6 separate regions of the Homo sapiens genome follow, and all the other regions are linked to region 1. A link is a loop called in an ENCODE intact Hi-C map of the cell type or tissue named here. Cell type or tissue: PC-3. All regions are shown on one strand. Region 1 holds the start of LINC02026 (long intergenic non-protein coding RNA 2026). Region 2 has its middle 10 kb from the start of LINC00887. Region 3 holds the start of LOC105374286 (a long non-coding RNA gene). Region 4 overlaps LINC02038 (long intergenic non-protein coding RNA 2038). Region 5 overlaps LOC105374287 (a long non-coding RNA gene). Region 6 has its middle 63 kb from the start of LINC02038.

The links. A loop is a pair of places that touch in the nucleus more often than their neighbours do. Peaks named below come from ENCODE experiments on the same cell type or tissue, not always from the same donor. Only the 100,000 strongest peaks of a DNase experiment are listed, where the experiment ranks them.
Region 2: a loop joins it to region 1, with 7 times the contacts of the local background. A loop is called at or near these places in 39 of 110 quality-filtered maps.
Region 3: it touches region 1 in a loop (5-fold over the local background); 13 of 110 quality-filtered maps call a loop at or near these places.
Region 4: it touches region 1 in a loop (7-fold over the local background); 7 of 110 quality-filtered maps call a loop at or near these places.
Region 5: it touches region 1 in a loop (7-fold over the local background); 4 of 110 quality-filtered maps call a loop at or near these places.
Region 6: a loop joins it to region 1, with 4 times the contacts of the local background. A loop is called at or near these places in 47 of 110 quality-filtered maps.

Annotation. Positions count from the first base shown.
Region 1 is chr3:194,001,720-194,005,719 of GRCh38, reverse strand. It overlaps LINC02026 (long intergenic non-protein coding RNA 2026), which reads left to right and starts at 2,061. Exons shown (of 3, transcript NR_033944.1): 1 at 2,061-2,135. It overlaps LINC02028 (long intergenic non-protein coding RNA 2028), which reads left to right. Exons shown (of 3, transcript NR_136179.1): 3 at 66-264. RefSeq lists an enhancer at 1,487-2,002 and a silencer at 2,366-2,535. In PC-3, no CTCF peak of the experiment used is centred here; DNase peaks (open chromatin) are centred at 399, 2,129 and 2,219; H3K4me3 peaks cover 1,622 bases; H3K27ac peaks cover 3,238 bases.
Region 2 is chr3:194,320,958-194,324,957 of GRCh38, reverse strand. No RefSeq gene overlaps it. Among named protein-coding and RNA genes, the nearest start is that of LINC00887, 10 kb to the right of the region's middle. RefSeq lists enhancers at 1,556-2,755, 3,924-4,000 and a silencer at 3,924-4,000. In PC-3, no CTCF peak of the experiment used is centred here; DNase peaks (open chromatin) are centred at 507, 987, 2,027 and 2,777; H3K4me3 peaks cover 3,415 bases; H3K27ac peaks cover 3,864 bases.
Region 3 is chr3:193,870,978-193,874,977 of GRCh38, reverse strand. LOC105374286 (a long non-coding RNA gene) reads right to left here and starts at 195. Exons shown (of 5, transcript XR_001741076.2): 1 at 108-195. In PC-3, no CTCF peak of the experiment used is centred here; a DNase peak (open chromatin) is centred at 2,497; H3K27ac peaks cover 2,121 bases.
Region 4 is chr3:193,837,905-193,841,904 of GRCh38, reverse strand. It overlaps LINC02038 (long intergenic non-protein coding RNA 2038), which reads left to right. Exons shown (of 3, transcript NR_146718.1): 3 at 1-1,077. Among named protein-coding and RNA genes, the nearest start is that of LINC02038, 4.1 kb to the left of the region's middle. In PC-3, no CTCF peak of the experiment used is centred here; a DNase peak (open chromatin) is centred at 1,584; H3K4me3 peaks cover 655 bases; H3K27ac peaks cover 1,575 bases.
Region 5 is chr3:193,927,062-193,931,061 of GRCh38, reverse strand. LOC105374287 (a long non-coding RNA gene) reads left to right here. Exons shown (of 2, transcript XR_007096293.1): 2 at 1-1,709. Among named protein-coding and RNA genes, the nearest start is that of LINC02026, 75 kb to the left of the region's middle. In PC-3, no CTCF peak of the experiment used is centred here; DNase peaks (open chromatin) are centred at 1,951 and 2,231; H3K4me3 peaks cover 485 bases; H3K27ac peaks cover 2,524 bases.
Region 6 is chr3:193,778,559-193,782,558 of GRCh38, reverse strand. No RefSeq gene overlaps it. Among named protein-coding and RNA genes, the nearest start is that of LINC02038, 63 kb to the left of the region's middle. RefSeq lists silencers at 1,045-1,339, 1,592-1,651. In PC-3, a CTCF peak has its summit at 1,609 (motif pointing left); DNase peaks (open chromatin) are centred at 98, 1,208 and 1,528; H3K27ac peaks cover 1,478 bases.

The sequences.
Region 1 (4,000 bases):
AGTCCAATTATTTTTACATTCAGGCTTTTTTTTTTTTAATGTGTTTTCTCCTTTTTTTCCCTTAGTTGCTGACCTCCATAACAGCAGACAAAATTGGAAGCAAGAGTGATTTTGGAGGAGTCACACTTAGATGTTTCCCTTACCTATTTCTGTTCTGGAAATTTAAAAATCTTACTTCTCGTGACAGTCCTACATGAAAAATTAAAAATCACAAGGATTCATGGATGGAAAACTGAGACTCAGAGAATGATCACATTCACATCGTAATAAATCAGCAATAGAGTGAGTGATTGTTCCTTGGTAAGAAATCAACTCTAAACTCAGTTGGAAACCTTTGCCAATATTACTTAACACATGACAATCTGGTGTGACTCATTTTTCTTGACATTATGCAAATAAAGGAAACAAGACTGAGTGGCCTTCTGTCCGGAGAGCAGGAAATGAAGGCTGTCTGGGGCCACATGTTTCCTGGGACATGTGGTGTCAGAAATGGGTACTAGAAGAACCAGGCCTTTGTTCATGTCTTTTATTTTTTATTTTTGTTTTTTTTTAGATGGAGTCTCACTCTGTCGCCCAGGCTGAAGTGCAGTGGCACTGTCTCGGCTCATTGCGACCTCCGCCTCACCGGTTCAAGCAATTCTCCTGCCTCAGCCTCCCGAGTAGCTGGGATTATAGGCGCCCGCCACTACACCCAGCTAATTTTTGTATTTTTAGTAGAGACATGGTTTCACCATGTTAGCCAGGCTGGTCTAGAACTCATGACCTCGTGATCCACCCGCCTCCGCCTCCCAAAGTGCTGGGATTACAGGCGTGAGCCACGGTGCCTGGCTGCCATTGTTCATTTCTATTTCATGAGTGATCGGCTCTTGTTGGCCATGGCTGGAGGAGTCAGCTCCCAAAATCCACACTCTCTAGGAGTGCTGAACCATAAATAATCTATCAGGACTCCTAGATTCCACTCTCTAGAGCTGCAACCAGAAGTTCCTTCCTTCCCGGCCCTGCTTCCCACTAAAGGAAACATTTGACTTTTGGGGATGAGATGTTTCAAGCCAGCCAATCCTTCTCACAGGAAGCAGAACCCCAGCCACCATGGAGCTTATCCTTGGGGCGCAGAGAAACACTGACCTAATGCTGTAATCAAGTACTGGATTTTATTTTTAAATCTTTTTACCTCACAAGCTGACTTTATTCTGGCTAGAGGGCTCCTGAACCTCTGTAAACTCCCCAGGAGGTAATTTCCAGTGCTAATCTCGCTAACGAGGTGTCAGTTACAGAAATGGCCCACGCCCTGGTTTCTTCTAAGTGGACATTACAGTGTTTCTTCAGAGGGGCCTGTGCTGGGACACCTCGGAAATGGAAGAATTTATAGCAAGGATGTTATTTCTCACTAAGTGAGCAGAAGAGCTGGAAGATCTCTTTAGAGATCATTAGAAGGATGGGGAAACTGAGGCTCAGAGAAGGGCAGTGGCTGCCCGAGGCCACAGAGCTGAGTGGCAGCAGGGTTGGGTTAGAGACTGGACCTTGTGGCGGAGCTGGCCTGCTTTGGGCTGTTCCACACACCACTGACTTTCTAGATTGTTTCATGTTCATGGAATCATCCTCAAACTCTACTCCCCAAAATTGTACCATAGATTAACTTCGGGCACCCCCCAAGTCAAAACTTCAACAGCTAAGGGACACGGATCATGCGGCCTGCTGAACACGCCATCAAGTGGGGCAAAGTCTTCTTTCTTTGTGATCAGGGTATGCACTCTCCCTTGGCCTCTGAATAAGCTGTACCCAGGGTTCCTCGATGACTCAGCTGCAGCAGGCTATCCACCACACATGTCCGTGGCCACCACGGCGGGAACCGGGCTCACCATCACTTACCACTAGAGATGTCAAACCACCCCCCTCCTAACCCAGGCCCCACTGCGGCCTCCCTGCCCTGCTCCAGCCTCGGTCTGTTGTGCAAGAGCCAGAGGGGACTTACGATCACGGAGCCACACGCCCAGGCCCAACCCAGGCCCAGGAGCTCCACCCTAGGGAAACGCCTAAGTCAGAACAGAGCACTCCTAACCCCCCGGGGCAAGGAGGGGAGGCCAGGCAGCCGGAAGGAAACTCCTGAGCTTTTTACGGAATGCACAAGACAAAAGGTGAGGGTCTCCACGTAGGGAAAGAACGCATTATTATTTACGGCCTTGGTCTGGAGAGGAGAACATGCTGCTCTTTGCAGCCCGGCGTGTGATTCATTTCCCCCGGGAGCTGCAGGGCCGAGGCAGGGCGTGCGCTCCGGCAGCCTCCAGACAGCCGCGCACTCCCGCCCGCTCGTTTATTTATGGTGCTTTATCAGCGGCTGTGCACCGCGGCGATAAAGTTTATGAAAAGAGGCGGCGTCTCCGGCCGGCGGGCTGGGCCCGGCGCTCCTTTCCCACACTGATTAGGATCAGCCAGGGCTTTGGAAGCTGCAGTTAAGGATCTCGGGTGCCCGGAGCCTCGGCTCCCCCTTCCTGCCCCGCCCGCGGGCTGGCCGGCTGCTGGCCCGCGTGGGAGGCGAGGTCAGGGCTGCGGCCGCGGCCCTTCCCCTGGGAGCGGGAGGGAGGAGGGAGGAGGAGGAGAGAAGCCGCCCTGCGGGGGAGGGAGCTCCAAGGCCCCGGGAAGTGGGACAGCCAGAGAAAAATACCGTCCAAATATAAATGGGCAAGTCCCCACGTTAAGAGATGAACGAGAATTTTTTATTTTTTGAGACAGAGTCTCGCTCTGTTGTCCGGGTTGGAGTGCAGTGGTGAGATCTTGGCTCACTGCAACCTCCGCCTCCGGGGTTCAAGGGATTCTCCAGCGTCAGCCTCCCGAGTAGCTGGGATTACAAGCGCCTGCCACCAGGCCTGGCTAATTTTTGTATTTTTAGTAGAGATGGGGTTTCACCATGTTGGTCAGGCTGGTCTCGAACTCCTGACCTCAGGTGATCCACCCAACTCGGCCTCCCAAAGTGCTGAGATTACAGGCGGAACAGGAATTTAATAGGAATTTTTCTCCTCTGAAGGCGGTGCACCGTCTCCTCTCCCCCATTTACTTTCCTACATTCCTTTCTCCTTTCCCGTCATTTCACCTGCATTTACTGTGTCTTTGCATTAAGGCTTGATTCATTTTGTCCCTTTTCATAGCCATGTTTTGTTCAGTCCTTCAGAAGATAGAAATTGAACACCTGACTTGTGGACAGCACCTCTAAACACTGCAGAGAGAGATTCAGAGATGAATAGCCCTGGCCCTTAGGGTTCTTGCGGTCACAAGCACCGTCCAGTAAGAGCAGCCCATGGTTATGAGTAACAAGAGCAGACACTACGGCAGGCACTTGGTTTAGGGACATTGCCTTGTTTCATCCTCACGGTGACTTCAGGAGGACAGTGCCATCGTTACGCCGTTTAACAGATGGTAAAACTGAGGCCCAGAGAGGGGAGTGCCTTGCTTCAGATGACTCAGCAACGCAGTGGCTGAGCAAGGATTTGAACTCAGGCAGAATGGTGGCAGAGCCTGTTTGCCTAACTTCTAAATTTCCCTAACTCTCTAGAACAGAGGGTAGTAGGAGTGCAGCAGACAGGACAACTAACCCTGCCTGGAAAAGTCATGGTGGGCTTCCCGGAGGAGGCGTCCTTAGGCTGGGGCTTGAAGACGAGGTATTTACCAGACAAATAGTGGAGAAGAAGGCTGTCTTAAACAGAAAAAACTTCTTATGTGGTCCTGGGTTCTGAGGGCCCAGCTCTTCTCACCCTCCTTCTCCGAGGAGTGGGGGAACGGAAGTGCAGAGCCTTCGTGTTTTACCCTCCTTCTCCGAGGAGTGGGGAACGGAAGTGCAGAGCCTTTATGTTTTGTGACAGTGGAATCCCCTTCGCGGGCCACCTCCTCGATCTGAAAGGCTCTATCTGCAGCTACTGAATTCCCTTCAGCTCGTAAGTCTTAATAGCAATGTCATCCCCTTCTGAAAACTTTCCTGGACTGCTCCTTATCTTGCTGCCGGTGATTG
Region 2 (4,000 bases), 320 kb before region 1:
TGTGCGTATGTGGTGTGTGGTGTGTGTGTATGGTGTGTGTAGTGTGTGTGTATGTGGTGTGTGTGGCGGGTGTGTTTTGTATGTGTAGTGTGTGTGTATGTGGTGTGTGTGTAGTGTGTGTATGTGGTGTGTGTGTAGTCTGTGTGTCGGTGTGTGTGTGTGTGTGTGTGTGTATGTGGTGTGTGGGTGTATGTGTCTGGTGTGTGTGTGTGTGTGTGTGTAGTGTGTATGTGTGTGTGTGTGGTCTGTGTGTCGGGTGTGTGTGTGTATGGTGTGTGTGTGTAGTGTGTATGTGGTGTGTGTGTGGTCTGTGTGTCGGGTGTGTGGGTGTATGGTGTGTGTGGTGTGTGTGTATGTGGTGTGTGGGTGTATGTGTGGTGGTCTGTGATTTTAGGTGGATGTTTTAGGGTGGTGAGAGTTGGAGCCTCAGAACCAAGGGCGTGGACATAAGGTCCCTGCCGCTGAGGGCGGGACAAAAGGAGTCTGAGCGGAAGAGCTGCCTTATATGTCGGCTTTTGCCCACTCACATTGCAAAGAACACAAGAGCAGCCTGGGCACAGGGTGAGTCGCTGCTGCATGGCGGAGGGCAGCAGTTGCTGTGTGGCATCGTTTCTGGTACAGAGTCCACCATGACCGGATCAACAACGGGGATGGAACTCAGCTTTCTGGAGCCGGTCTTGAGAGGGGTGGGGTTTTGAGTGATGGGAGTCTTTTTCAGCCTGCCTCCAGCATCCAGAAAGTACATTGGCAGGACACGGGGACCTTGCGAGGCAGTGTGCTCCTGGCTGACCCACTCCGTGCCTGGGAAGGGACACTGCGCCCCAAAGAACGCTTGGGGCCGTGGTCGGGTCACGCGGAAGCCTGAACGCCAAGCAGTCATCAGGCGAGATTGATGGCAGAGGAGTGGTTTGGGGGAGGCCCGGGTGGCCTGCTGCAGCTTCACCGCTGTTATTTATGGCCTCGCTGAGGCGTCAGTGACTGGGTTGACAGCTCGCTGTAAGCTGACCTGGCTGGCGCACTGCCTGCAGCCTTCTGCCTGCCCATCCCTCGGCGTGAGGAATGTCAGCCTCGGAGACAGTGACCAGACGCAGTAGGTGTGGAAGGACGGGTTCCAGAATCCTCACCCCGAGACCTCTTTATCCGGAGAGAGGCGTGTGTGCGTGTGTGGACACATGCTTGTACCCCCTCCTATTTATACAAGCAGACATTTGTGACAGAGACACAGCGCAGCTAACTTGATTCTGACTTTTGGTACAGGGGAAATGAGCACAAATAATCCCAAATAATAAGTAAAATCCCAAAGCAGTTCCTGGGGGATGCAGTTGATTCAGGAAATGGGCATTGAAGGGATTTCGTTTTTGTCTTTGTGATTTGTTTTTGCTGTGTGTGGGGGGGGGTTTATTTTTTATTTATTTATGTTTTTTGAGATGGAATCTCACTCTGTCCCCAGGCTGGAGTACAGTGGCGCGATCTCGGCTCACTGTAACCTCCGCCTCCTGGATTCAAGCGATTCTCCTGCCTCAGCCTCCTGAGCAGCTGGGACTACAGGCGTGCGCCACCACGCCCGGCTAATTTTTGAGTTTTTAGTAGAGACAGGGTTTCACCACGTTGGCCAGGATGGTCTCAATCTCTTGGCCTCGTGATCTGCCCGCCTCGGCCTCCCAAAGTGCTGGGAGTCTGCTAGGACTGAATCTGAAAGACTGGAGAAAGTAAGACGTGTGGGAATGGGGAAGGAGATTCCAGGTCGGGGGTGGCGTCTACTGCAGGCCTGGGTGTTGAGGAAGCACAGAGTTTGGGCAACTACAGGCGGTTGCCTGGTGTGGAGCAGCTTGTGCTGGAGGCAGGGGTTGGTGATGACGAGGAAATCGAAGCCCAGAGCGCATCATTCACTTGCTCAAAGTCACACAGCTTTGCCGTCAGAACTGGGGTGATGCTGTGGGCGTGACAGCCTCTCCAGGCCAGCTCTGTTTCCCGCACACTATCCTCTCTCCCCTCCCTGAGGCTGGCACATCCCCGAATCACCCGATACCACCTTGCCCTGCCCCACCCAGGAGGCTCAGCTCGCGGACAGAGTGACTCAGGCATTAATCAGCTTTTCCCTGGGTTGAGAAAACCTGAGACAGAGAGCTACAGTCGCGCCTGCCACATCTACCTCCCCAGCCATCCTACTCTCTATGCTGCTGCAAACTAGACATTCCTTCCTGGAGGGACCTCTCGCTTCCCATCTTCAGATCAGGACGCACGGTCTCTTCTCCGCAGCTGCTTCCTCTGGTGTTCCTGTGCTCCTGTCGGCCCGCTGCTCCCACACACATGCCCATTCTTCTCGGGCTGGCTTGTATCTCAGGGTTACGCTCCCCAGGTCCCTTGCTCCAGGTAGGTTTGGCCAATAGCAGGTGAGGAGAGGGTGGGCGGAGGGGAGACGCCGGGGCATTTCCTCCCCTGGGTCCCTGCTCTAGGAAGCATCTCTAGCAGGGCTTGCGCCTCCCCGGCGCCAGTTCCCACTGCGCAGGTCTGCTGTGGCTTCTGCCTGGTGGGCAGCTCCCGGCCTCCGGGCTCCACCTGCTTCCCTTTTCTGTCCCTCCTGCTCCAAATGGTGCAGCGCCGTCCTCCCATTGCTCACCTCGGGGCTGCTCACCATCTCGTTTGCCTTCTCAGTTTTTATACCACCGATGCAACCAGTCCCCTGGATTAAACTCCCTCTGTTGGAAATACTAGCATGGTTCCTGATGGGCCGGGCCCCTGGCTGATACACTTCCTTCTAGGAGGATGGCACCGGGTCAGAGTGTTCAGACTTGTTGACGTCCCTCCCCCCACTCAATTCGTCACTGAGCCAGAAGACTGAGCCTTGGGAATGTCTCTGAGCCCACCCCACCTCTCCTCTCTGGCAGCAGCCTTGGGCGAGTCCTGCCCTGGTCAACCCCAGCAGCCTCCCACCAAGGCCAGCCCAGCAGCCCACCCTCCCACGGCTGCTCAAGCCCACCAGGCCATGCTTTAGACGAGGCTCTGTAACTTTGCAAATCAAGCATGCACCGTAGGACCAGCCTTTCCACTCTGCTCCCAAGCTGCCTTCCAGCCCTGTGCCATCCTCTACACACCCCTCCCCCCGCTGTACACCCCACACCCCATTACCAGGCTACCAGTCACTTCCCAAACACACCCTGCACACTGGTCTGCTCGCTGTCTGCTTTGCCTTGTCAGTTTTTGTACCACCTATATCTATGCAGCCAGTCCCCTGGATTAAATTCCCTCTGTTTGCAATACTAGTGGGCTTCCTGTTGTGCTGGACCCCTGGTGATATATTTCCTTCTAGGAGGATGGCAGCAGGTCCTCTGCCTGCTCGTTCATGCTGTTCCCTCTGCCTGAACTGCCTCCCCCTCTTTTTTTTTTCTGAGATGAAGTCTCCCTCTGTTGCCCAGGTTGGAGTGCAGTGGCTTGATCTCAGCTCCCTGCAACCTCTGCATCCCAGGTTCAAGCAATTCTCTTGCCTCAGCCTCTGAGTAACTGGGATTACAGGTGCCCACCACTATGCTCAACTAATTTTTGTATTTTTAGTAGAGATGGGGTTTCACCATGTTGGCCCAGCTGGTTTCAAACTCCTGACCTCAATTGATCCGCCCACCTCAGCCTCCCAAGGTGCTGGGATTACAGGTGTGAGCCACCATGCCCAGTTGGCCCTCTCTTTTTTACTAGTAAAAAGTCTATTGATTCTTTTGATTCTTTAAGACCTACAGCAATTGCTGCGTCCTCTAGGATGAAACACATCACTACCCATTCTGCTTTCCTTGGCCGTCTGTCCCTGCCTCTGTGAGGGCCCTTCTCACAGGCGATGTGAATGTCTCCAGGACTGGGACCCTGTCTCAGCCCTCGTGTACCCAGATTCCTAGCACCGAGGCCAGCCCTCACACAGGAACTCAGGAAATGTTGACTGGAGTGGAAAGTGCACCTTGAAATCACCTCACCCCCGACCCCAGTCCCTTGGAGACGGGGCGTGCTCCCAGGC
Region 3 (4,000 bases), 130 kb after region 1:
AGTCCTTTCAAAACAGAACATTTACAATTTCCTTCTTTAAGAAAAGAGTACTTAAAAAAACAAAAACGAAAGCCACGTTTGTGATTCTCGCTTCTTCCATTACTTACCTTCTAATTTTCCAAGTCTTGGCTTGGCATTCAGGGCCCCCTGTAATTAGGCCCCTGCAATGTGGATCACCTTCTCCCTATCCCTGTGTTGCTTGTACCTCTATTACAACATTGCACACGCTCAGCCCTGCTACCTCTATTACAACATTGCACACGCTCAGGCCTGCTACCTCTATTACAACATTGCACCTGCTCAACCCTGCAATATTCCAACTAAAGAGCATGGGACACTGAATTCGTTTTTATGTCCAGTAGAACATCTGCCACACAGTCACGCACATAGTAGGTGTCCAGTGACAGTGTATTGAATGGAATGGGCTCATTCCTGCTTCCTGCAGCATGGTCCCTATGGCCTGTCTAGAGCACATCTTTCTATCTGGGGGCAAGTTTGGGCCTGTCACCCCCTGCAGTAGACACTAACACACAAAGGGGTGAGATTAGCCCCTGTGCATAGTTCCAAAGAACGAGCTGGCCTAAATAATACTTCTGAGTGTGCTACCAGTGCAACTGAGTTATTTCTTAAACCATCACATCCAGGTGCCTAGTATGTTTCTAGGAACTTTATCTGAAAGCATCAATTTCTGTCACTGATCCCCCAAATTGTAATTGCTCAAGACCAAGTGAGGACTAAAACTCCGCAGGCATGACAGCCCTGTGTTTTGGTGCTACATGCGGGGGGACTGAATGTCTTACAGAGGAGCTTACAGTCTAATGGGGTGGGGTGGGCAGGGAAACAAACCTGCAGAGAGCGACAATAGGCAAGACAAGAGCATGAAGAGAGACACTGTGTATGGGTAGGGGTGGCTGGGAGAATGAGGATTACATGACAGAGTTTATAGAAAGTGCCTGGCACATAGTAGGTGTTCAGTAAATGGTAACGAGTCATATTCTCACTACCACACAAGCAGCTGGGTTCACAGAGGATCAAGGCCTGTGCCTCCCTCTGACTGCCATGCCTCTTCCTCCCCTATCCTGCCCACTCCCTCTGCTCCGGCCTGGTCTTCTGATCATGAGGAACATGCCAAGTTCTTTCTTTCCCCAGCAGGGAAAAGCTATTCCTTATTCCAGAAATCTGTGTTCCCAGCTTAGGGCAAGACTGGCTGCTGCTTGCTCTTTAGGTCTCAGAATAAATGCCACCTCCCCTTGCCTGACCACTGCACTGCCCTGCCCCAGAGTTATTCTCTATCACATCACACTGGCTAGTTCCTTCTTTGCAATTACCAGAAGCTCTAAAAATTTTGTTTCTTTCTTTGCTTGTTCCTTGTCCCACTAGGCTTCAGGCTCGAGACAGAGAGGAACCGCCTCTGTGTTTTTCACTGTCGTGTCTCAGTGCTGGGAGTGTACTCCATGTGGTCAGTGTGTGATCAATTTAACTGTGCCTGAGGGTTCTGAGAAGACCTCACAAATGAAGGTACCTTTGACCAGAGCCACGGAGAGGGGACAAGAGTTTACCCACCAGGCGCTGCAAAGCTGAGGTGGCAGGTCAGGACTTCCAGTGAGAAGGAGGTACTGGTAAAGGAGACTGTTATTATGAGCAGCTCCGTCCAGGAGAAGCCAGGGTTCCTGGTCCAAAACAGCACCCTAGGTTCAAATAGGAATACCCTGGGGTTGGAGGTGAGGGAAGGGTGGTGGACAGCTCACTCAGCTATCAGAAGCTGAGGGATAAGTCCCCTTCCTCCAATCTGGGCTTTCTTAGCAGCCTTTTGAGCTGGAATTTGTTTTGTTTTGTTTTGTTTATGGTGGGACCTACCCACTGTGCAGGGAGGATCTTATCAGGTGGCCAAGCTTGTTTTTTGTTTGTTTGTTTTGAGATGGAGTCTTGCTCTGTTGCCCAAGCTAGAGTACAGTGGTGTGATCTCGGCTCACTGTAACCTCTGCCTCCTGGGTTCAAGCAATTCTCCTGCCTTAGCCTCCCACGTAGCTGGGACTACAGGCGTACACCACCATGCCCAGCTAATTTTTGTATTTTTAGTAGAGACGGGGTTTCACCATGTTGGCCAGGATGGTCTCGATCTCCTGACCTCATGATCTGCCCATGTAGGCCTCCCAATAAGCCTGGTTTTTGGAACAATACAAATAATGAAAATTTTAAGTACTGACATTTATTGAGCTCCTATTGTACTATTTTACACACATCTGGTTTAAGCCACAGCCACTGCACAAGATTGGCATTTTTCCCCATTTCCAGAGGCTGAAACTGAGATTGAGTTTCATGTCCAAAGAGTGAGTAACATGTGTAAAGTCATGGGGCTAGGAAGTGGTGGATGGAGTTTCAAACCCAGCTGTGTTTGACCCTGAAGCCAGGGCGCTAAACCACAATCTTTTTTCTGGCCAGTGTATCTCACAGGTGAATCAATTCACTGGGTTTGGCGCATTCCCTTGTGGGCTGAGTCACCATAAGTCAGACTGCCTGAACCTGTTCCTCTCTGGGAGGCTGATAGAAACCTAATCTCTAAACTGACAATGCCAGGGGCAGGACTCTGGACTTTGGTAACCCCATGATGGGGTGGCTCCCTACTCTCCCACTCAGAGCTGCAGATAGCTTTTCTCCAGGACAGCAGGACTCAAGGGTGCTATGGGGGTTAGTTATTGCAGACATCTTGCTTTGCTTTGCTGTAGAGTGGGGTGGCTAAGAGCTTGGGTAGAGGCAGACAGACTGGTTTGAAATCCAGCCTTTGCACTTCGTAGCTGTGTGACCTTAGCTTGGGCAAGTTTCTTTACCGCTCTGTGCTTCAACTCTCATCTTTAAAATGAGGCTGAGAACAGTCTCATGGTGCTACTGTGAGGATTACGTGAAAAAACGCGCTTGCACATAGCAAACCCTCAGCAATCATTAGCCTTTATCATTGCTGTTGTTGTGACTGGTATATATATATATACTTTTTTTTTTTTTTTGAGTGGAGTTTCACTCTTGTCGCCCAGGCTGGAGTGCAATGTCGCAATCTCGGCTCACTGCAACCTCCGCCTCCTGGGTTCAAGTGATTCTCCTGCCTCAGCCTCCCGAGTAGCTAGGATTACAGGCATGCACACCACGCCCGGCTAATTTTGTATTTTTAGTAGAGATGGGGTTTCACCATGTTGGCCAGGCTGGTCTCAAACTCCTGACCTCAGGTGATCCACCCGCCTCGGCCTCCCAAAGTGCTGGGATTACAGGAGTGAGCCACTGCACCCCGCCTGTTGTGAATAGTCTTAAGGGGAGGCGTAGTGGGATGTAATGGGCTGGAGTCCTAGGCCACCACTTTTTAGCCATGTGACCTTTGAGATGAACTATTAAACTTCATCCCAGAATCTTTCTAAATTCTCCAAAGTTAAAGATGAGATTTAATAGCTCATCTATTAAAGATTTCTGGGATGGCATTCTTAAAATTAAGATTAGCTTCTGTTAAGGAATTAGAAAACACCAGAGGTAGGGAATGGTCCCTGTCACATATAGACAGCATTTGCCCTAAACCATGCTCTGGTCAAGAGGAGGCTGAGGACTTCTGAGCCATTTGCCTCTCATCAGAACGTCCTGGGTGTAGTGTCAGAGAGTGGCTGTATTGGCTTGTCTGAACAGCTAGTGTGTTGCTTTGGTTTGAGCTGAAAGATTGTTCTAACAAAGGTGCATGGTGACTATGGTCAGCATAGGCGTTAGGAGAGGAGGGGCCGTCTGTGCACACTGTCCTGGGTGTGCCCATCCTCAGGAGCTCAGCTGTGTAGTGTGTGGCAGCCTGTCCCCCTGACTCCCGCCGGTGAGGTTCACAGATGGTCAGAGCTCCCAGGTGCGGCTCTAAAGCTCTGGCTCTGCTGCCGTGGCCCCAGGCAACCTGGCTGGCTCATGGGCTTCAGCTTCTCACATGTGGAAGAGCACAGATCATCCTTCACCCCAGTATCCCGGTAGCTGACCTCAGACT
Region 4 (4,000 bases), 160 kb after region 1:
ACCCTCACATATCCTAAAAGAAACTATGGCAGTTGGAGCCTGAGTTTTCTGGGTGACTGCTTCTCTATCTTTGTCTCTCTCTCTCGCCCACACCCGCCATTACTGCCAAACTCAGTTGCAAGGATTCCTGACCTATTTTTGCTCTCTAGCCTCTGCCTTTGCTGACAATGTCAGCCTCTGCTTTGAAAGCCCTTCCCTCTCTGGGCTGCTTCCATTAGTCCTTCAGCTTCCGAATCTTATGGCTCTCACCATCCCTTTCCTTGTGTTTCTGTTATTCATATCCCAAAGCCCTTCCAAATAGTGATATTCTCCAGGGCAAGGATCCTCTCCAATTTATTATCATATCCCTGGATCCTCCTATGACCTTTGGCATAGCTGTTGGAGGAGTGAGCAGATGAGTGAGTAAGTAACTGATCTTCTCCTCACCCATCCTCAGAGGAAGACCACGGGACAGGTGTGAGTGGTGCCTCCCAAAGATACTCCAAATACCAACCCCTAGCACCTGTGGATGTGACTTTATTTGGAAATTGGGTCTTGGCAGATGTCATTAAGTTAAAGATCTTGAGATGAGATCATCCTGAATTTAGAGTGGGCCTTAAATCCTGATAAAGAGACAGAAAAAGAGAAGACACAGAGACATACACAGGAGAGAGCCATGTGAAGCCAGAGGCAGAGATTGGAAAGATTTATCTATAAGAAAAGCCAAGAACTGCCAGAAGCTAGGAGAGAGGCATGGGATAAATTTTCCCATTCCTCACACCATTCACAAAAATTAACTTAAAATGGATCAAAGACTCAAATGTAAAGCTAAAATTATGAAAACCCCTAAAAGAAAAGATGGGATAAATCTTAATGACCTAGCATTAGGCAATGGTTTCTTAGATATGACTCCAAAAGCATGAGCAACAAAAGAAAAAATAGTTAAGTTGGATTTCATTGATACTAAAAATATTTGTATTTCTAAGAACACCACCAAGAAAGTATAAAAGACAGCCAAAAGAATGGGAGAAAAATTTTGCAAACCATATATCTGATAAGGGGTTTGTATCTAGAATATATAAATAACTCTTAAAACTCAATACTAAAAAGACAATGAACACAATCTGAAAACGGTCAAAAGACTAGGTGCAGTGGCTCACACCTGTAATCCCAGCCCTTTGGGAGGCTGAGGCGGGAGAACTGCTTAAGCCCAGGAGTCCTCATCAATTTCTTTTTGGGCAGGAATGTTGTTGCATGCCTATAGTTCCAGTTACCCTGAAGGCTAAGGTAGGAGGATGGCTTGAGCCTAGGTGTTTGAGGTTACAGTGAGCTATGATTGTACCATTGCTCTCCAGCCTGAGCAACAGAGAGACACTTGTTCTCTCTTTTTTTTTTAAATAAAGGCAAAAGATCTGAAAGCTATTTCTCCATAAGACTATATACAATGATCAATAAACACATAAAAAGATGAGTCATTAGCTATCAGGGAAATGCAAATAAAAACCACAATGAAATTATATAACACTAGATGGCTGTCATAAAAAAGACAAATAATAAAAATTGTTGGTGAGGGTGTGGAGAAATCAGAATTCTCATACGCTGCTGGTGGAAATGTAAAATAGTGGAGAGACTCTGGAAAACAGTCTGGCAATTCCTCAAAAGGTTAAACATAGAGTTACCACATAAGCCCATTCTATTCCATTTCTAGGTATATAACCAAGAGAAATGAAAACATACACCCATGCAAAAATTTGTGCCAAAAGTTCATAGTAACATTATTCATAATAGCCAAAAAGCGCAAACAACCCAAATGTCCCAAATGTCTATCAAGTGATGAATGGATTAAAAATTGTGTTATACCCAAACACCAGACTATTACTCAGCCATACGAAGGAGGTGCGCACTCACGTTACAACACAAATAAACCTTGAAAATATTATACTAAGTGAAAGAAGCTGGTTACCAAAAAAACCCCCACATATTATATGATTCGATTTATATGAAATGTCCAGAATAGGCAAATCCATACAAGCACAAAGTAGATTCTTGGTTTCCCAGGGCTGGAGATGGAGGAGATGAGGGAAGTTAAGGGGTGACAGCTGAAAGGGTGACAGCTAAAAGGGATGGAGGTTTCTCTGAGAGGCTGGGGAAGATGTTTGAAATTGTACTGTGGCAATGGTTGGTGGCACAGCTCTGTGAATATAGTAAAAGCCACTGAGTGGTACAATTGAAACCAGTGAATTGTGTGGTATGTGAATTATATTTCAATAAAAAAAGTACATATCTAATTGATATAAAAAGACTGGACTGGAAACACATTTGCCAAAATGTGTGGTGGGTTATAGGTGGTATTTATTTTCCACTTCATGTTTTTCTCTAGTAACCAAATTTTCTCCACTTCACATGGTTTATAGATTCTTCTCATAATCATAAAAATTACTAATATAAAAATTAATAAGTAAAAGACTAGATGGTTCCCTTCCCTTCTCTTCCCTTTCCTTTCCTCTAGTGGAAGATTAATTACTTAAATGGCACGTCAATTGTACTGAAGTGTAATTAAAAATGCAGATACATCTTAAAAGCAGAGATATCTTCATCAAGGAAACATTCTTTCTTTTTTAAAATTTTATTTTATTTTAAGTTCTGGGACACATGTGCAGAACGTGCAGGTTTGTTACACAGGTAAACGTGTGCCATGGTGGTTTGCCGCACCTACCAACCCATCACCTAGGCATGAAGCCCCGCATGCAGTAACTATTTATCCTGATGTTTTCCCTCCCTACTCCCCACAGGCCCTGGTGTGTGTTGTTCCCTTCCCTCTGTCCATGTGTTCTCATTGTTCAGCTCCCACTTATGAGTGAGAACATGCAGTGTTTGGTTTTCTGTTCCTGTGTTAGTTTGCTGCGAATGATCGCTTCCAGCTTCATGTCCCTGCAAAGGACATGGCCTCATTCCTTTTTATGGCTACATAGTATTTCATGGTATATGTACCACATTTTCTTTATCCAGTCTATCATTGTTGGGCATTTGGGTTGATTCCATGTCTTTGCTATTACAAATAGTATGGCAATAAACATATGTGCGCATGTATCTTTATAATAGAATGATTTATATTACTTTGGGTATATACCCAGTAATGGAATTGCTGGGTCAAATGATATTTCTGGTTCTAGATCCTTGAGGAATCATCACACTGTCTTCCACAATGGTTGAACTGATTTACATTCCCACCAACAGTGTAAAAGCGTTCCTATTTCTCCACAGCCTTGCCAGCATCTGTTGTTTCTTGACTTTTTAACAGTTGCCATACTGACTGGCGTGAGATGGTACCTCATTGTGGTTTTGATTTGCATTTCTCTAATGATCACTGATGTTGAGCTTTTTTTCATATGCTTGTTGGCTACATAAATGTTTTATTTTGAGAAGTCTCTGTTCATGTCCTTGGCCCACCTTTTGATGGGGTTGTTTTTTCTTGTAAATTTGTTTAAGTTCCTTGTAGATTCTGGATATTACACCTTTGTCAGATGGGTAGATTGCAAAAATTTTCTTTCATTCTGTAGGTTTCCTGTTCACTCTTGATGATAGTTTCTTTTGCTGTACAGAAGCGCTTTAGTTTAATTAGATGCCATTTGTCAATTTTTGCTTTTTTTGCAATTGCTTTTGGCAATTTCATCATAAAATCTTTGCCCATGCCTATGTCCTGAATGGTACTGCCTGGATTTTCTTCTAGGGTTTTTATGGTTTTGGGTTTTACATTTAAGTCTTTAATCCATCTTGAGTTAATTTTTGTATAAGGTATAAGGAAGGGGTCCAGTTTCAGTTTACTGAATATGGCTGGCCAGTTTTCCCAGCACCATTTATGAAATAGAGAATCCTTTCCCCATTGTTTGTCTTTGTCAGGTTTGCCAAAGATGAGATGGTTGTAGATGTGTGGTCTTATATCTGAGATCTCTACTCTGTTCTATTGGTCTATGTGTCAAAACAGACCTTTTCTACACAGCATCCTTGACAAAAAGGTCCA
Region 5 (4,000 bases), 75 kb after region 1:
GGTATCTAGATGAGGTACTGTTGTGGATCCCTCCTAGGCCTTAATTGTCTATTTCACACCACTGCCTTTAGAAAGGATGAAAGAGGCAAAGAGCCTGAAACTTCAAAATCAGCTGTGAAGACAGGACAGGACACCACTAAGACACAGGGGTGCACTGGAGCTGGTTTACAACCAGCTCAAGAGAGACAATTGTTAAAATTTTAGAAGTTTTGTGGGTCAGTTGTTAAATACAGCCATTATTAAAATTAAATTTTATGGATTTATAATTAAATAAATTATATCCTCAAAAAGGAAACAAAGGCATGCATGTAGTCCCCATTAACTCGGTAGAGGCTGAGGCGGGAGGATCATTTGCACCTAGGAGTTCGGGCAATATAGCAAGACCCCATCTCTCAAAGTAGGTGAGTAAATTAATTAATTAAAAAATGAAAAGGAAACGAATACTCAAAACTCATTGCTTCCAGATTATTTTACTATATTCTACCATTACACATACTCTTGAGGTTATTAGCAGCTATGGTAGCTACATGGCAGACGGAGACACTGCAGAATGGTGTCCATCTCTTCTCAGCTGCATTCAGTGATGTCGTGTTGGTCATGTGACATCAGTTGTGGTGTGAGTATTTACACTACGGAAATGGACAAGTGCTAGAAACCTGAGGGTGATTCATTGTTTTGCTGGTATCTTGACTTAAGAACATGATGGAAAAATATTAATAATGCAGATTAAATTTAACAGTATGTTTTGTCCATGCCATTACATGGTGAATAGCACAAAAAGTTGAGGAAGTATTCTTCTAGTACTCAAAAACTATTACCCAATTCTGCAAAGAAGCTGCATATCATTGATGAAAGAGTAAACTTCCTACATACCTTTATTGTTTCACTTCTGTCTTACGTATTCACTTAAATGAAAATATCAACCAACATTCATGCCAGAGCTCCAGCTGTTTGTCAGCTGCTCACATAGATTGGCTACATATTCAAAGTTTCAGCAGCAATCAATGAAAGCCTTTTGTGAGTCTCACTTGGCTGTATAAAATTTACCGTAAATGGTATTACGATGGGTAATTTTATGTGTCAAAGTGACTGGGTGTAGTGATACCCAGATAGCTGGCAAATCATTTTTTCTGGGTGTGTCTGTGAGGGTGCTTCTGGAAGAGATGAACATGTAAATTCTTAGATGGAGTAAAAACGATTCACTTTCACCAGTGTGGTAGACATCACCCAATCCACTGAGAGCCCTCCTCAAGAAAACAAAAAGAAAGAAGAGGAGCAAATTCTCCTTCTCTTCTTGAGCTGAAACATCACCTTCTCCCGCCCTTAGACATCAGAGCTCCTGGCTTTCAGGACTTCAAATGCCAGGACTTACACTAGCACCCTCGCACCCCCCATTTCTACTCCCTACATCCCAGCCCTGCTCTCAAGACTTGGAGTTACACCCTGATTCTAAGCCCTTCAGACTCAGACTGAACGACGCCACTGGCTTTCTTGGTTCTGCAGCTTGCAGACAGCATATCTTGGGACTTCTCAGCCTCCGTAACTGAGTGTGAGGCAATTCCTACAGTAAATCCCATCTTATATATCAAAATCTCCCTATTGCTTCTCTGGAGAACCCTAATACAAGTATTGTGTGTTATTATTTTTAAATTGTGTTGTACATGTTCTTTATATTAGTAAAGTTTACAATAAACTTATGTCTATCTGTCTATGTACCTATCTGTATTTTTCCCCAGATATCCAATTGTTAAGTCTTTGACACTATACCAGTGCTGAGACATTTCTTCCTTGTAAGTTGACAGGAAGGAAAAATAATTCTCTTGAATAACACAAATCAAACAATCTCTGGAGAGCAGAACTGACTTGGTTTGGGTGCAGAGCGTTTCCTGGGAGCTCATGAAAAGCAGGTCACTAACTACACAGTTGAATGAGTCATAGTTTTCTCCTTTCTAAAACACAATGCGCTTTATTCAAGAAGCTCAAGATTTTAGCAATAGCAGCTCCTCCCAGCAGCCTCTCAGGATGAGAGTATTAGATGCTTCACTCCCACCTCTTCTTAGTGACTAGCTCCGGGAGCCAAAAGTCTGGGGTTACTATCTCCTAAATTCTTCCTCCCTCATTTTAACCAGCCACAGCAGCCCTCTTCCTGTTCTTCAGGCATGCTGGGGATGCTCCTGCCTCTGAGCTTTGCATCTGCTGTCCTCTCTGCCTGGAACAGTCTTCCCCAGATACTAACATGACTCATGCTTTTTATTCAAATGTCACCTTCCTGACCACCTGTATTAGTCAGGGGTCTCTAGAGGGACAGAACTAACAGGACATATATACATAAAGGGGAGTTTATTAGGTATTAAGTTACATGATCACAGGGTCCCACAATAGGCTGTCTGCAAGCTGAGGAGCAAGGAGAGATAGTCCAAGTCCCAAAACTGAAGAACTTGGAGTCCGATGTTCGAAGACAGGAAGCAACCAGCATGGAAGAAAGTAGGCTGGGAGGCCAGGCCCGTCTCTCCTTTTCATGTTTTCCTGCCTGCTTTGTATTTGCTAGAAGCTGATTAGATTTTGCCCACCAGATTAAGGGTAGATCTGCCTTCTCCAGTCCACTGACTCAAAAGTTAATCTCTTTTGGCAACATCCTCACAGACACGCCCAGGAACAATACTTTGTATGCTTCAATCCAATCAAGTTGACACTCAGCATTAACCATCACAAGTCCACCCCTGGTCAACTTGAACTCATACACATCTCATGAGATCACACATAATCTTCAAATAAAGAAAATAATAAGGTCATAATTATACCTAACATAATACGACTATCATTGGTACAATGATAAATGCACCAATCCCCAACCCAAATACTATTACATAAAGTTAACAATACTTAAATGCTGATATGAAGTCAATAAATCTTATGTCACATGATAAAGGAAAAGGAAATAAAATAAAGATATTTTCTTAGTACAAGCATATACCTGGACAAACATATTTTTAGCAAAAGAAGGGAAGAGGAAATACTCATGACAATTACAGTCCCTGTTTCTGCAGCTGGTCACGTGGTCATAGCTGGTATCAATGACCACCTTCTTCTACTACCCATTCTGTATTCCCTTTGCCTTCAGCAAGCACCTCAGCAGGTTGTGGTTTTTTCCCTGGTGGAGCGACCCAAACCTTCATTCCTGAGAGGTCTGGGCCATGTGTAGTCCTGCCTGGATTAGGCTGTTGTAGTTTCCTATTGACCTTAATCACAGAGGATGGTAATATCAAGAGATGCCCTAATGGTTCTCCTGTATTCCATGCATACTCTTCCTTACCTCCGTTATGGAGTAGTAGGCTGATTTCAACTTGATAATCTGGGTCAATCATCTCAGCCAACACTGTAATTCCCTTCTTAGCCTGTTGACCTAAAGGTAGGAGGAGCCCAAAGTGTCCAGGTGGCAATCTTAACTTCCAGTTTAATGAAATCGTTGTTGTATCTCCTGGTGGCAGCTTTCCTCCCTCTGGAACTAGGACCTCTAGGCCAGCAAAATGTAATGTCGTGGGAACAGGAAGCAGAAATTTTGCTAGTGGATCACTAGGGGTGATGGTGAGTGGTGCCACTTCTACTTCTGCACCTTGATTCTTGGACCCATGAATCCTGGCCATGGGAGAAACAGTACCATATATATATAGGACGCTGATTCAGAGCATACAGGGCCTTCTGGAGAACTTTGTCTCAGCCCTGCAAAGTATTGTCATCTAGTTGGCATTGTAATTGAGACTTCAAAAGGCCATTCCACCATTCTATCAATCCAGTTGCTTCAGGATGATGGGGAACATGGTAAGACCAGTGAATTCCATGAGCATGAGCCCACTGCCACACTTCTTTAGCCACAAAGTGAGTGCCTTGGTCAGAGGCAATGTTGTGTGGAATACCATGACAGTGGCTAAGGCATTCTGTGAGCCCACGGATGCTAGTCTTGGCAGAGGCATTGCATGCAGAATAGGCAAACGCATATCCA
Region 6 (4,000 bases), 220 kb after region 1:
AAGAAGGCATTTCCAGACCTCGCTGCGGCTGGCACCACCACATTTTTTGCATTCTCTGCCTCTGCGGCTCCTGGAGGCATGAGGTGTGTATCTGCCTGTGTGTGTGTCTCTTATCTACCTCAGGAGAAAAGGACACGAGTCTTGTGACTCAGCCTAAGAGCAATTTCCTCCTTTGACTTCACATTTCCAATTGGAGGGACCCTGGGTTCCAGCGATAACCGTGAGAGTGTCTTCTTAGAGCGAATGTCCTTAATTGTGCTCTGACTTTCCAGGGCTTCTGAGCAGGTGCTGTTGGGAGTCCTTGAGAACTCCAGAATAAGTGAGGTCTGATCCATGCTCCAAACGCAACTACAGTCAAATAGAGGGGATACACACTTATGTTCGGTGTAACTCTCACACCAAACGAACCATGACAAATGCCACAGGGAGCTAAGTGCCATAAAGAATGATTGTAAATGTTAGATATAATAATGGCAAGTGGTTATGTTAAAGGGAAAGCAGTCCTTCTCAGTCAGAGATGCATGCAGATGTCTAGGTTGTTTTAAAATACTCTAGGGAAAGCCAGGCCCGGTGGCTCATGCCTGTAATCCCAGCACTTTGAAAGTCCAAAGCAGGCGGATCACCTGAGGTCAGGAGTTCGAGACCAGCCTGGCAAACATGGAGAAACCCTGTCTCTACTAAAAATACAAAAATTAACTAGGCAGGGTGGCGGGAGCCTGTAATCCCAGCTACTCAGGAGGCTGAGACAGGAGAATCACTTGAATCTGGGAGGTGGAGGTTGCTGTGAGCCAAGTTCACACCACTGTACTCCAGCCTGGGCGGCAGAGCAAGACTCTATCTCAAAATAAATAAATAAATAAGTAACGCTAGGGAAAAACATCTTAAGTGTTTTGGGGTGAGATGATATGATGTCTGGGGTTTGATTTAAAACATTCCAGAAAAAAGGTTGGAGAATAGATGAACAATTTGGCAAAACATTGATAATTGTCATTATTAAAGCTGGGCGTGGGTATAAGAGAGTTTGTTATATCATATTCTCTATTTTTGTATATGCTTGGAAAATTCCAGAATAAAAAGTTAAAAGGAAATGAATGGTTAATGCTGACAGGAGGTGTGTGGGTCAGGGACAGCTTCACACAGTAGGTGAGGTTGAAACTGGGCTTAGAAGATGAGTCAGAGATTGGAAGTGGGAGGGATAGACATGATTTGGAAGCTCTTGTTGGCTTTATTTTTTGTCTGTAAATCCTTCTGTTCTCCTGGGTTTTCATAGCAGTGAAAGCATTTCCCCCTCCAGGGTGTGACCTGCCCTTGTTTCAGACACCCCTTTGGATGGGGCCTCTCAGTGAGGCCTTCTTTGGCTGGCAGAGCTGGAGCTGTCGTGGCCCTGACCAGGTCTGCAGCCCCCACCCCGCTTCCTTCCTCCTCTCTCCCCCTCCATGCCCCGTCTGGGGAAAATTATCCCAGCTCCAAGTAGTAAATTTAAGGCCTTGGCAGCCCTCCCACAGATGACTCCCAAATTATCCCATTCCAAGGGTGGGAGTGGGGAGGCCAGAAGTTCAGGCCCGAGGCATTCACCCAGTCGTTTGAGAGCTCCGGGCGCCATCTGCTGACGGCACCCGGAGCTCCAGCTTGGAATGAAGGCAGGGGGTGTGCTGGAATTCACCAACTCCAGAACAAGGCCGGTCTCAGATCTCTGAGAATGAAGGGGATGCACTGTTTGACAGACACCAGGCAGAAAAGGCGAAGAAAGAGGACGTGTGTGCGTGTGCCTATGTGTGTGCCCGAGTCTGCGTTTGTGGATTTATGCATTTTATGCATGGCGACTGGCTGCTGGGCTGGGGGTGTTTTGGAGGGTGTGTTGGGATGGTCTGCATGCTTCTGTCATTGTTCCTTAGGGTGAGTATGTGGGCCGTCTCCAGAGTAAAAAGACAGTAAATAAGAGGTAATCAGACCCAGCTGTATCCCTCCGAGGGAAGTCTCCAGATGTCCTCCCATCGTTAATCCTCAGCCCAAACATGGGTGATAGGTGACTCGGTTGATTGCATTTTCAGCTGGGGAAAATGAGGCATGTGGCATAACCAGAGCCCTTAGTGAGAAGACTGGCTTCACCACAAGCATCAAATAACCTGGAGGCAAAGACCCTGGAGGTCATTGAGTTCAACCTTCTTACTTTGCAGAGAAGGAAGCATGAGTTCAATGAAGGGGAAAGCAAAAGAGATCCTATTAGATTATCCTTCAAGTCCTTCTCAGCCATGAGTTCTGATGGGCAATTCCGCAACTCACCAAGCCCAATATTTGTGCCAGGAGGGTCCTGGGCAGCTGCTCTCCTGCCTTGCCCCATCTCTGCTTTACCTCTTCTCTATTTTCTCTCCTGAAAGAATTTCCTGGCCCATAAATCCTGAGAGATTTATTATTTCCTGAGGCATCCCTTAGTTGGAAAATGTAGCTTTACAGTCGCCGACTCAGGACCACACTGGGGTCCCAGCTGTTAGCGTGGGAGCACAATTTCTCCTGCATGGTAGTGGGGAGGACGCCAGCCTTCCACCCATCGCAGAGGGGCCACCAACATCACTAGTTACATTTCCTGGCTTCTAACTAAAGCTGCTGAAACACCAGCTCAGAAGTTTCTCTCAGCAAGTTGTAAGAGCAGCCACAAAGTCTAAGAAGAACCAAAGAGCTTGGTTTCTCTCCTCGCCAGCTGGAAGCAGGGGACCTGGGATCTTCCTGTCATCACGATTATTTCTTCTCTCTAAAATGACTGCTTCTGACTCTAGTCTTTTCCCCTCCAATGTGAAAAAAAAAAAATTCCTAAAGCACAGCTCACCTCAAAATCCTGCAGGCAACACCTCCTTTTTTCATATAGGATAAGTCCAGATACTTTTATGGGTTCTTCAAGCACCTCAAACCATGACCCCACATCCCTCCAACACCTTCTCTTCATATTTTCCTATGTGCACTGAGTTCCGGCCACACTGGCCCCTTACCTGTTTCTAGTTCCACCCCCAAGGCCGTTCTGCATCTGCATTGACCATACTGTCACTCACAGCTCCCTCAACCTCAAATGCTCCTTTCTCTGTCTCTAAATGTTGAGATCCCATTTCCCAAAGACCTATCTCAAATGCCATCCTTTCCTGGAAGCCTTTAGGGACCTCCTCCCTCCAAACTAAACAATCCCTGTTGAGTCTGCTGGTGTTGTATTCGGCTTGTACCTTTTCACATTCTTCTAGGCTGCCTTATTTTACAGCTCCTTCTTCCCATTGACTATTCCCCCACTCAGATTCTGAGACCCTGGAGTGCAGCGGCAGTGTCTACAGCATCTTCCTCTTTCCTTTCATCACCCTCCTTCCTCCCAAAGATCCAGCAGTGAGGACAGTTCCCAGCAATGAGGACATTCTCAGGGGATAGTGGTAGAATTGAATTTCCAAGTAATTTATAAGCGATATTCACGTAATCTAATATTTTGACTTTTCCAATCTCTGCTCTCCTCCCTTAGGGCAAATTAACCCAGAAGAGTACTTCAGAGAACACAGACAAACTGCCGTGCAGTGAAGAGAATGTGGCAGGAAGCCCTGGTATTCTAGAAGAAGCTCTGCCCACTCCAGACAGGATCCGCACGCCTAGTGCCATGTCTATCTCCAAGGAGATCACATTCTAGAGCCAAGGACCGCCACTGAGAAGAAAGTAACGTGAGCCGTCAGAATGCATACCTGGAGCGCTCCAGGAAGGAAATCTCAGCCCCGGCATCCTCCATGGTCACACGGAGAGGGCGGGTGTCCTTGTAGCTTTGGCCCTGAGATGGGAGCTAGAGCTGGACACAGGGTTCTAGTCCTGGCTTTGCTGTAAACAGCTCCCAGACCTGGAGCAAGTGCCTTACCTGTCTGTGTAATGTGGGAGCTGATGTGGATCATCTTTAAGCCCTCTGCAAGATGGACACGCTGGGATCATAATAAGGACACATGCCAGTCAGGCCAGGTTCTTCATTTGAAAACCTTTATACATT